2 separate regions of the Homo sapiens genome follow, and region 2 is linked to region 1. The links are chromatin contacts, found by Hi-C or POLR2A ChIA-PET in ENCODE. All regions are on one chromosome and are shown on one strand. The core of a region is the stretch at or near the end of the contact, and the rest is flanking DNA. Distances in the headings are between cores, read along the strand shown. Region 1 overlaps INPP4A (inositol polyphosphate-4-phosphatase type I A). Region 2 overlaps MGAT4A (alpha-1,3-mannosyl-glycoprotein 4-beta-N-acetylglucosaminyltransferase A).

Evidence for each region. A loop is a pair of places that touch in the nucleus more often than their neighbours do. ChIA-PET counts read pairs that join two places held with the same protein, here RNA polymerase II (POLR2A). Pooled maps may share reads with other maps.
Region 2: a map with no recorded cell type shows a loop between it and region 1 (8-fold over the local background). The contact joins two enhancer-like sites. A Hi-C loop is called at or near these places in 3 of 37 single-sample maps with no recorded cell type and 3 of 50 pooled maps. POLR2A ChIA-PET finds 5 or more read pairs at or near these places in 3 of 52 experiments (WTC11, activated CD4-positive, alpha-beta T cell and activated T-cell).

What each region holds. Positions count from the first base shown.
Region 1 is chr2:98,476,563-98,481,475 of GRCh38, reverse strand. All of the region lies in intron 1 of INPP4A (inositol polyphosphate-4-phosphatase type I A), which reads right to left. Among named protein-coding and RNA genes, the nearest start is that of INPP4A, 34 kb to the right of the region's middle. Within about 2 kb of position 1,380, at least 18 of the 41 ENCODE cell types and tissues checked have a DNase peak (open chromatin) inside an H3K27ac peak, as active enhancers do.
Region 2 is chr2:98,707,887-98,712,487 of GRCh38, reverse strand. All of the region lies in intron 2 of MGAT4A (alpha-1,3-mannosyl-glycoprotein 4-beta-N-acetylglucosaminyltransferase A), which reads left to right. Among named protein-coding and RNA genes, the nearest start is that of MGAT4A, 21 kb to the left of the region's middle. Within about 2 kb of position 2,712, at least 5 of the 41 ENCODE cell types and tissues checked have a DNase peak (open chromatin) inside an H3K27ac peak, as active enhancers do.

The sequences.
Region 1 (4,913 bases), core at 131-2,630:
AGAGACCACAGGATTATCCAAGAGCCACAGGCAACCAGAATAAAACTGGAGGAGCGAGGGTTCTGGCTGCCAAGAGTGGTCGATTTATGCGTGCCAAGGGACCAAGCCCCCACTGGTATAGGAAATGTATGCCATTTCTTTCCCCCCAGGGAATTTTCAGAGGAAGACATCCTTGCTCCACACAGGATCACACCAGGTCCACATTCCTCCAAGTCTCCTGTTCACTTCCTGGCCTCTCTGTGGGGTGAGGGATTACAATGGGCAGCAGGTGGTGACACCCTCCACCTTGAGAGGGACGTGTCAGATGCAGGAAAAGTTCACAGTGCTCTGATTAAATTATGTTTTGTTAGGACACCCCCTCCCCAGTGTTGGCATTGAAAGGTAACTAGCAGAAGAACTTGAAGCACACCTGTGTAACTCAAGGTCAGTCCCCAGGTGCTGCTTTGCTCTCTTTGGGCCTCAGTTTCCTAAACTGCACACTGGTAATGCACAGCCTGCAGCCTGAGAAGCATGTGAGAATGGAGCACGTGCAGCACCACAACTCCTTCCTGGGGCTGGAAGGGTCCAGAGTGTGCGGCACCCTGCCCCCCACTCACCCTCCACAGGCCAGCACAGGGGGAGTTTGGCTGCGGAGACGGACACACGCGCCCTGGGGCTGCAGCTGGCAAGAAGACAGGCTAGTGGAAGATTCAGTGCTCTCCGGTCTGAGGCTGCCAGCAATGCAAGGGACTGGAGACGGGCACATTCTGCCTGGCAAGGGATGGGGGCCAGGAGTGAGGGACCATGTGTGCAAATGCACGGGAGCTAGCTGGCCACCTCAGTCATTTACTCCTTCAGTGCACAGAGGGTCACCAAGGCCTGGGGCCAAGTGAGAGGACAGACACCCATAGGAGAAAGAGCCCAGACTCAGCCCTTAATGCCCAGAATGTCAGTGCAGGGGAACCACAGTCAGTGATGATGTTCCTAACACAGGTAAAATGACGACAGTCCTTTCTACAGCAAAAAGCTGCTCTGTGTCGTAAGAGCATATGATAGGGCACCAGATAAAAATCTGGTAAGTCACTCCACCTCTCTCTGAGCATCCCTTCCCTCCTCTGCAAAATGGAAATGAATAATAATTACCTCATCAGGTAGCTGGGGATTAATAAACTGATCCTAGACAGACATCTGGCCCAATGCCCAGCATATGGTAAATGCTCAGTGAGCCAACCTCTCAGGGCTGAGTTCCCCACCCACCCAAGACAGTCAGAACCAGGAGCCCCTGGCAAGGCTCCACCCAATGCCCTACAGAAACAGAAAAAAAGCTTTAGTTTCAGCAGAGGCTGAGAAGGCAGGCCTCTGGGGCTGGCAGGGAGGGTGTCAGCCAGAGGCTCCGTGTCTAGCGGGCAGCAGAGGAGGTGCTGGCAAGGACAGCAAGCTGGCTGGAAGCCCTGACTGCAGGAAACAGACCTCAAGCAGCACTCCCTGGGGGCAGGACCCTGCCATTCTGTGCTGTTTGGGGGCAGTTTCTAAAGCCTTAAGAAAATAGCTTCCTGTCTCAGGCTTTCTAGGAAGTCACAAACTAGGTGTCTGGGAGGCAGTTTTAGGTAAGTGCACAGCCCAAGGGAGAGCTGACCCCTGTACCAGACAGAGACCCTGACAGAAGGGACAGCCCAGGGCCAGGCACAAAGGGCTCCAGCTCAATCGAAGTTGGTCAAACAGGGACAAAGGAGACAGTTTTCTTCAAGGACAGGAAGAAATCTGTTGCTATCCTGTGTACCCCGAATTCCATTTGCAACCATTAGTTGTTTCAGAAAAGCTGGTGCGTGTCAGATGTTTTATCTATGAGACAATGATTTCCCAGCACCTGACCACACTTTCTGTGTCACAGAAACTGTGGGCTGCAGGTTATACGTGGGTTCTGTGCCTCCTGGCATACCTGGAAAGATCCTGATGCAGCCCACACTGTCAGTTCATAAATAGTAGGGTCAAAACTCTGTTTCCCATGGCTGGAGCAAGCTGCTTCAAACCAGCCATCCCCATGCAGAGATGCCACTGACTATGTATTTATTGCTAACTGTCTTCTAATTATGATAGAGCAGTCAGCGCCTGGCTTCTAAGACACCTTGCTCAACTCATCAAAGTAGGGTAGCCTCGGGATATCTCACGAAGCACACACAGGAGAAGTTCCCACCCAAGGCACAGCAGATACCCCCCATCAGCACCACTGCAGCCAAATGGGGACAGGAGCACCTCCCCACACTTCTAAAATTAGAAGTGCCACCAATTAGCACCAAAATAAGTAGCCTAGTTTGGGGAAGGTGATAAAAATCAGCGAATAATATCTTGAGTGGGGAGTGGAACAGGAACAAGCACTCTAGGGCAACTGGAAGTGTGGTCTGTGAACTGGCAGTAGCAGTACCACCCAGGAGCCGGGAGGAAGTGCCCGACCTATGAAGGCTGACTCCCTGTGGGTAGGGCCCAGTATCTGCATTGAACAAGTCTTCTAGGTGACTGCTAGGCATTCAAGTTGGAGTAGCTATCTCTAGCCTGCCATCTTCGAAAGATGCCTGAAGACTTACACAATTATTTCCAGTTAAGTCCTAACAATCTACAAAAAAACCGGACCTCTTTCTTTTCAAAAAACAGAAAAATAGCACCACCACAGAAAGTCATGGGTGCGGGCTGCATTCATGCTCAGCTAGAACTGAATGCAGAGTAAGTCAGGACAGAATAGGACAGACACATACCTGCAACCTTCTCGGAAATCCATCACACCCTTCTACCCTCACCCCCTCAACCTTCCTACTCCCATTCACCCTATTCTCCCCAGCTGGGGCAGGGACCCTCTTCACAGCCACATTGGTAACCATCAAAAAGGTCAAAAGAGATCACCATGATTTGTTGCAAAGAAAGTCGGGGGAGGGAGTGCCCAGAGTTAACTCCACTAACTAGGGATCAGGGGTGTGCTCTGCCACCCCTACCCCCACAGCCCTGCCTCGCCTTGACTCTAACAGCAGCGCAGGTCTGGTGGAGAGGCACTCAGCTGGACTGCAAGGCTGGCTCAGCTTCTCACACCCTGGACCTCAGATCGGCAGAGAAGCCATCCAGGAACAGAGCCTTGTAAAAGCTCCCTGGACTTGGAGCAGTCCTGGTCCCAAGCGACAGGAATCCTCCTCTCTGGTGGCCACCTCCCTCATCAGTCATGACGAGGCCTCCACCAAGAGCAGGGCCTGCCTGAGGCTGTGCTCCTGGGTGGGAGGGAGGACACTGTGACTTAAACACAGTGTGGCTGAGAAAGAAAAAGGAAACACCCGCAAATTAAAGTGCGCTCTATTTTAGCTTTAAACACACATCCCTCCCACCTACGGCAGTGTCCAAAATAGCACATCCTATTTTAGGGAGATCAGAGGCAGTTCCTCAATAGGCTACAAAATAGACCTGGAGTTTGGAGACCAGCACCGCACAATAACAGTAGGTTGTAGGCCGCAGGGACTGCACTCGCACTGAATCCACCTCCCACTCCAGTCCCATTTTAAAGGCCAGAAGACCTAGGCCTCAAGAGCTAGCACGGCTGCTGGTGGTCCTCCTGACTCAAATTCTGCCCTCTCCATTTCCAATCCATGCCATGTGGCTCTCTTCCCACAGCAGGGCCCAGGCTGTCCACATTAGAGGGGCCCTTAGCCTCTCCTCCCTCATCCAACCGCTGTCTCCTGGGCAAGACCCACACAGGGCAGGGAGAGGTAAAAGGCAGGGTGAGGTAGAGGGAGAAAGCCTCTGTTCATCAGACTCCTGGACTCTGGGTTGAACAAGGATAGTCACTAACGGAGGGACTGAGACAGCCATGGTCTTGTTCACTCACAAAGAGAGAGCAGTTTCTACAAGACCAACGTTGACAGTTCCTGGAGATACAGGGCAGGAGAGAGGCAATCAACAGCCAAAATGGCCCAAGACTCGCCGACATTGAGGCTCTGGTTCATCCTCTGTTGTTAGGCTGTGGTCTGGTAACATGGTGTCCAAGTATCTCAGAGAAAGGCTGTAAAGCTGCCCCTAGAATCTGGAAACGGGTCAGGAACAGTCACTTGCTCAGTACTAGGACTCCCATGGCTATGGTTTCCCTACCAGGCAGGAAGACCAAGCTGTACCACCACACCATTCAGGACAAAGAGCCAAGAAGCGTGCCTGAAGCAGGCAGCTCAGGGAGACGGGACGGCGGGGGAGCTGCACACAGCATGCTGTGCATGGCCCCAGAGCCAGACCATCCGGGCTCCAACCCCAACTGCCGCTCACCCGCCACGCTACACGTCCCCAGGGAGAACTCATTTCACCTTCTGCTCCTCAGTCTCCTGCTCCTGAAATGGGTGTTACAGAATCATCTACTTCATGGGGTTACTGCAAGAATCAGATGACTTAATCCCTCTAAATGTGCCCAGTGCACAAAAATGCTACTTAAGTATTTGCCACTATTACTACTACCACTCCTGCTAAGCCCATCTGACAATCAGATACCCCAGAGGCTCTTCTAGCCATCCAGAAACAGGGGGATGGAGGCACTCAGGCCATGCCGCTGGATCAAGGACAGCAAGGAAGGGGCTGTGAGTACCCAGAGAACAGGGAACACTTATAACGGCAAACAAGGCCTTGAAGAAGGTTAATTACTGTTAAAAGTACAAACTTAACCCGCTATCGTCACAGGCCAGGAAGAGAACGGGCTGGAGGGCCCCATGAGAATTTCTGGAAGACAGGAAGGGAGGCAAGGCTATCTTGGCCATTCTCAGGTGATGGTGAATGAGGCAAACCACTGTGGAAACCATGAGCGCAGAGGGAGGTGGGCCCTGCTGGACACGCTTCAGAATGCCCATCACTCCCCTCTGAGCCAGGAGAGGTCTCCAGGAGCGCCACCCCTCCCCCAAGCAGGGCTCCTCCCCACACAC
Region 2 (4,601 bases), core at 1,463-3,962, 230 kb before region 1:
CCTGTCTTTCCTGTATTTTGGTGCACATATTGGTACACAACTATTTCAGTTGTCGGGTCAGCAGCTTTTTAAAAAGGAGTCTTTCTCATGGTGCATCTCTGAAGGACCCAGACAAGTGATGAGAATCAGTAGTGTTACTCATGCATTCATGGAGGTGTGAACACAGTGCTATGATAGCACTGGGGTAAAAACAGCACATTCAGATGAGGGATTCTGGAAAGGATTCTCACAAGAAGCGGTGTTGGAGTTGGTCTGAAAAGAAGATAGGAATTTAATGGGGGAGAAAGGTATTCGCTGTGTTAATAGGGAAGGTGGATGTTGGATTGAACCAAGGAGTGGGCACGTGTAGTGTTTGGTCTGATGAATACAGGTCCAGATGCACGAAGGATGGAGAAGAGTGGAGGAGACTGAGGGAATGAGGAGGGGACAGGGACTGTTAGAGCTGGGAGCAGGGATGGTAGCAGTAAAGGTGACGAGAGATCTGAAGGGCTCGGCAGGAATTTCTGGTGAAGAGTGTCATTATGTTACTACTTTATCCTAAATTTTACTTGCTATAAAATATCCTGCTGTGTGTGGTGACTCATGCCCATAATCCCAACACTTTGGGAAGTTGAGGCAGGAGGATCCCTTGAAATGAGCCTGGGCAACAAAGTAAGACTCCATCTCTACAAAAAATGTAAAAATTAGCCGAGTGTGATGGCTTTTGTCTGTGGTCCCAGCTACTGAGGAAGCTGAGGCAGGAGGATTGCTTGAGGACTGGGAGGTTGAGGCTGCAGTGAGCCATGATTGAGGCTAACGTGGTACTTATGCACGTGTGAACACATGTCTTTTTTTCTCTTGTAAGTTACTTAAGTGGTTAGCTGATTTTTTTTTTGAACTTCAAACACCTCAATCAATATAAAAACAAGCACAAATATTGTAAAACTACCATATTTATATTTAAACTTATTATTAATTAGCAATACTATGGGCTTTTTCATTAATTTCTTCATCTCTAAACCTTCCTAAAGTTAATAGTAATTCTCATTTTTATACCTTTCTGGGATTTTAGAAATCTCATCAAGCTGGAAAATAAAAAAGTGAGTGTCTTCTGGGACCATTCGTGTCAAATGTGATCAGGATTATTGACTGAGCATTGAGTAGGGGCCAGGAACCTGGTTGCTTCCCCCGATGTAATTTAAATCTAGGTTACTTGTTGTCTGGGTCCTTTTTTTTTTTTTTTTTTCCAAATTAACTTGTTAGTTTAATGAGGCCTTTTGAGCTCAAATTTATCATATAGATTTTAGTTTTGCCCAGGCTGGTGTTTCCCCTATGGAATAGCATTCCTTACCGACCACTTGTCATTATATCGACTTAGTAGAGAGATTGCAAACTTAAGCATTTCTTGTTGGGATCTTCTGATTAGAAGGCCACTTAGAGTTTTTTTCTTCTTCTCAGACAAGAGGTCTAGTCTAGCATCTTGGTTATTTTACGACAGATCACTGATTTTTTTTTAACCCAACTTCTTTATGTGACCACTGTGCTTATCTTCCTCCCCACCCGCCGTTCTTCTTATACTTCTTATTTTGCTCCAAAACTGTGGGTTTGCACAGAACTTCCTTTTTCCTTCCTTCATTATTGTACACACAGATAGACAAAATTTTCTATATAAGCAGACATACTTATTAGAGGAAGGAAATAACAAATGTATTGACTGTCTTCTACTTATTCAAATTCAGAAAAAAATTACTGGGCACAGTAGCTCACGCCTGTAATCCCAGCACTTTGGTAGATCACTTGAGTTCCGGAGGTCAAGACTAGCCTGGGCAACATGGTGAACTGTCCGCCTCCCCGCCCCCCATCTGTACTAAAAATACAAAAATTAGCCAGGCATGGTGGTGCGTGCCTGTAGTTCCACCTACTCAGGAGGCTGAGGCAGGAGAATCACTTGAACTGGGGAGGTGAAGTTTGCAGTGAGCCGAGTTCGGGCCACTGCACTCCAGCCTAGGTGATGGAGTGAGACTGTCTCAAAACAAAAAACAACAACAACCCAAACTGACACAAAATTAATCATATTCCTTGTCTTTAAATTTTTGCATTTCAACTTTTTTGGAATAACTTTTTTTGTTTTCAAATGTATATCCACTAAATATAATTTGTTTTCTTTTAATATCTACATTGTCACAACCTGGCTACCGGATACCATGTTAGGCTGTTTTCTTTGCCTCTTCTGCATTCTCCCCTGACATCCTTGAAAGCACTCTTGCATTCTTACCCTGTTTCCATGCTTGCAGACCCATCCTGGTTTTTATTTTCCTGTCTGATGATGTGGAATTAGCTATGTCTTAAGATCCTAGTTCCTTTCACGAGGAGTTGTTTTAGAGACTTCAAAATTTGGGTGTCTATGAGGGTTAGTGATGGACAAAAGTGTTCCTGTTGTTTTTGGGAAATGGTCATTGATTGTTTTTTTTTCCAATTTAACCAGTCATGTTGCTCTACTCTCCTTTTCAGTGAGATTTCATTGATGGCTAAGACTTTGCTCTGTGTTGGTGAACTCCAGCTCACTAAAGTGAAGTTCTAATAGGACTGGAGTTTTATAGGGAAACTGGGTAGCCTGAATTTCTTACTTAAAGGAGAATGTGAAAAGTGTTGTGGGCTAGGGAAAGAGTTTGCCAACTAGTTTATCTCTTGCTTTATGCTGTGGCAGATGGCCAGTCATGGCTTGAATTTACCCCTTTGTTTGTCCTGGCAAGCTTGTGTGTAGAGAGGCTTCTGTTGGCAGCTTGGTTGCTGTTTCAAAGTACCAAAAATTTTGAAAAACATTCTTCACAAATCCTGTGTGTGAGTTGTGGAAAAAGGAGGTAAATGTTCCAGGAAATCTCATACTCCTGAACTGGATGTCCAGTGGTTGGCTACCATGTTAGGTTTTTCCCTTCTACTGGGTTGTTCTTTCATTAAGTTGGTGTAAGTTAAACTTAAAAACTTGAACTTCAAGACTTGTAAAATGTCTTATTTTTGTTGCGCCTCATAATATGCATTTATCTTGTTGCCTCTTTTGTAATTCTGCAACATTCTCCCTAAAATAGACAAAATCTATCCTTTGTCCATTCCTGTTTTCCCCTTTTTAAATCAGTAATAAAGTCCCATTTGTTTGTAGACAGTTGTGCAGAGAAATAATAGAACCGATTGGACCTCCATTATTGCTGTATGGTGCTGTCATTTCAGGGGAAATAAGCCTGTAGCTTATAGACTGAAAACAAGCTTAGAGTTGGTGTTTGGGAGCAGTGAAGAGTACCCTTTGTAGACCGCCTTTTTCTCCGTGGTCTCATTTAGTCCACACTACAGCTCTAGGGAAGGAAGTGAGTATTAATATCCCTGTTTGACATGAAGACACTCAGGCAATTAGCAAAGTACTTAATCCAGCTATATGAGATGACTAGAAAGTGAATTCAGAAAGAAGGTCTGAACCTAGGTGTGTCTGACTCCATGGGGTGTACAGCCTGAATCGGCTCTCAGGGAATGCCCACTGCCTCCAGGGCAGTAGAGCCGTGTTCTCTGGATGAGTCCTCCACAGATGAGCTTCTGGGATGCTCACGTTGTCTGTCACCCAATGTGATTTCTTTGTATACTTTTTACAAAACTGTATCTTCTTAGCTAGTATTTAATTATATTCTCACCCTATTGTTTATGTTGCATTTCTTTTTAAGTGCACAGTTTCAATTTAAGAAAGCTGGCAAAAAACTAGTTTAACCTGATGGTTAAACAACCAGTTTAACTGTTGTTTTTAGGTTGAAAAATCAGTTCATGCTGCCATTAGTTAAAGGATACTTGAATCATGCAAAAATCTGTTGTTTACTCCAGCAACGTTCCCTTTAAATGGAAGCATCTACATTACTGGTTGCTGGTATTTCTGGAAGAGGCACGTGTTAACTGGAGTGAGGCAGTGGATCTTTGTTTTGTTACTAAGTGTAACTGCTGAAGTGTCTTCCTAGCAAAATATATGCCAAAGTTTACGGCAGGTATAACTTTTTTTTTCTAGAAATAATTACACATAATGTTAGACTTTAGGATTTCAGGTTTATTGTTTTGATGCAGAGGAGGGTACTTATAAATCTCATGGCTTTTCATTAAAATAAAACACATTATCAGCGAGTATATCTAATTAGTAAATCTCATTAATCTTATAATATTTTCCTTTTATCACGGACCTGAAAAGCAGCTTGTTGTCAGCTGTGCTCACTGGCGGGGTGCGGTGGCTCACGCCTGTAATCCCAGCACTTTGGGAGGCCAAGGTGGGAGGATCCCATAAGACCAGGAGTTCGAGACCAGCCTGGGCAACATAGTGAGACCCATCTCTTAAAAAAAAAAAACTGAGCTCACTAAAATACCCCTAACATTGACTGCATCATAGGGGAGGATGTCGTAGGCTTAACTTATATATTTTGGTCTATTACAGTTGATTAAAGTAAACTTGAGGCAACTGGCAACAAATTTATAAATAGCCAGAAAATGTAGATTCACAGTGTGGAACTTAAGTTACTTTGAAACCATTTTCTAAAAGCGAGTCCTGTTGAGGGTTAGGTATGTTGTGGAATGGTGGAATTCAAACAGATGTCTCACTG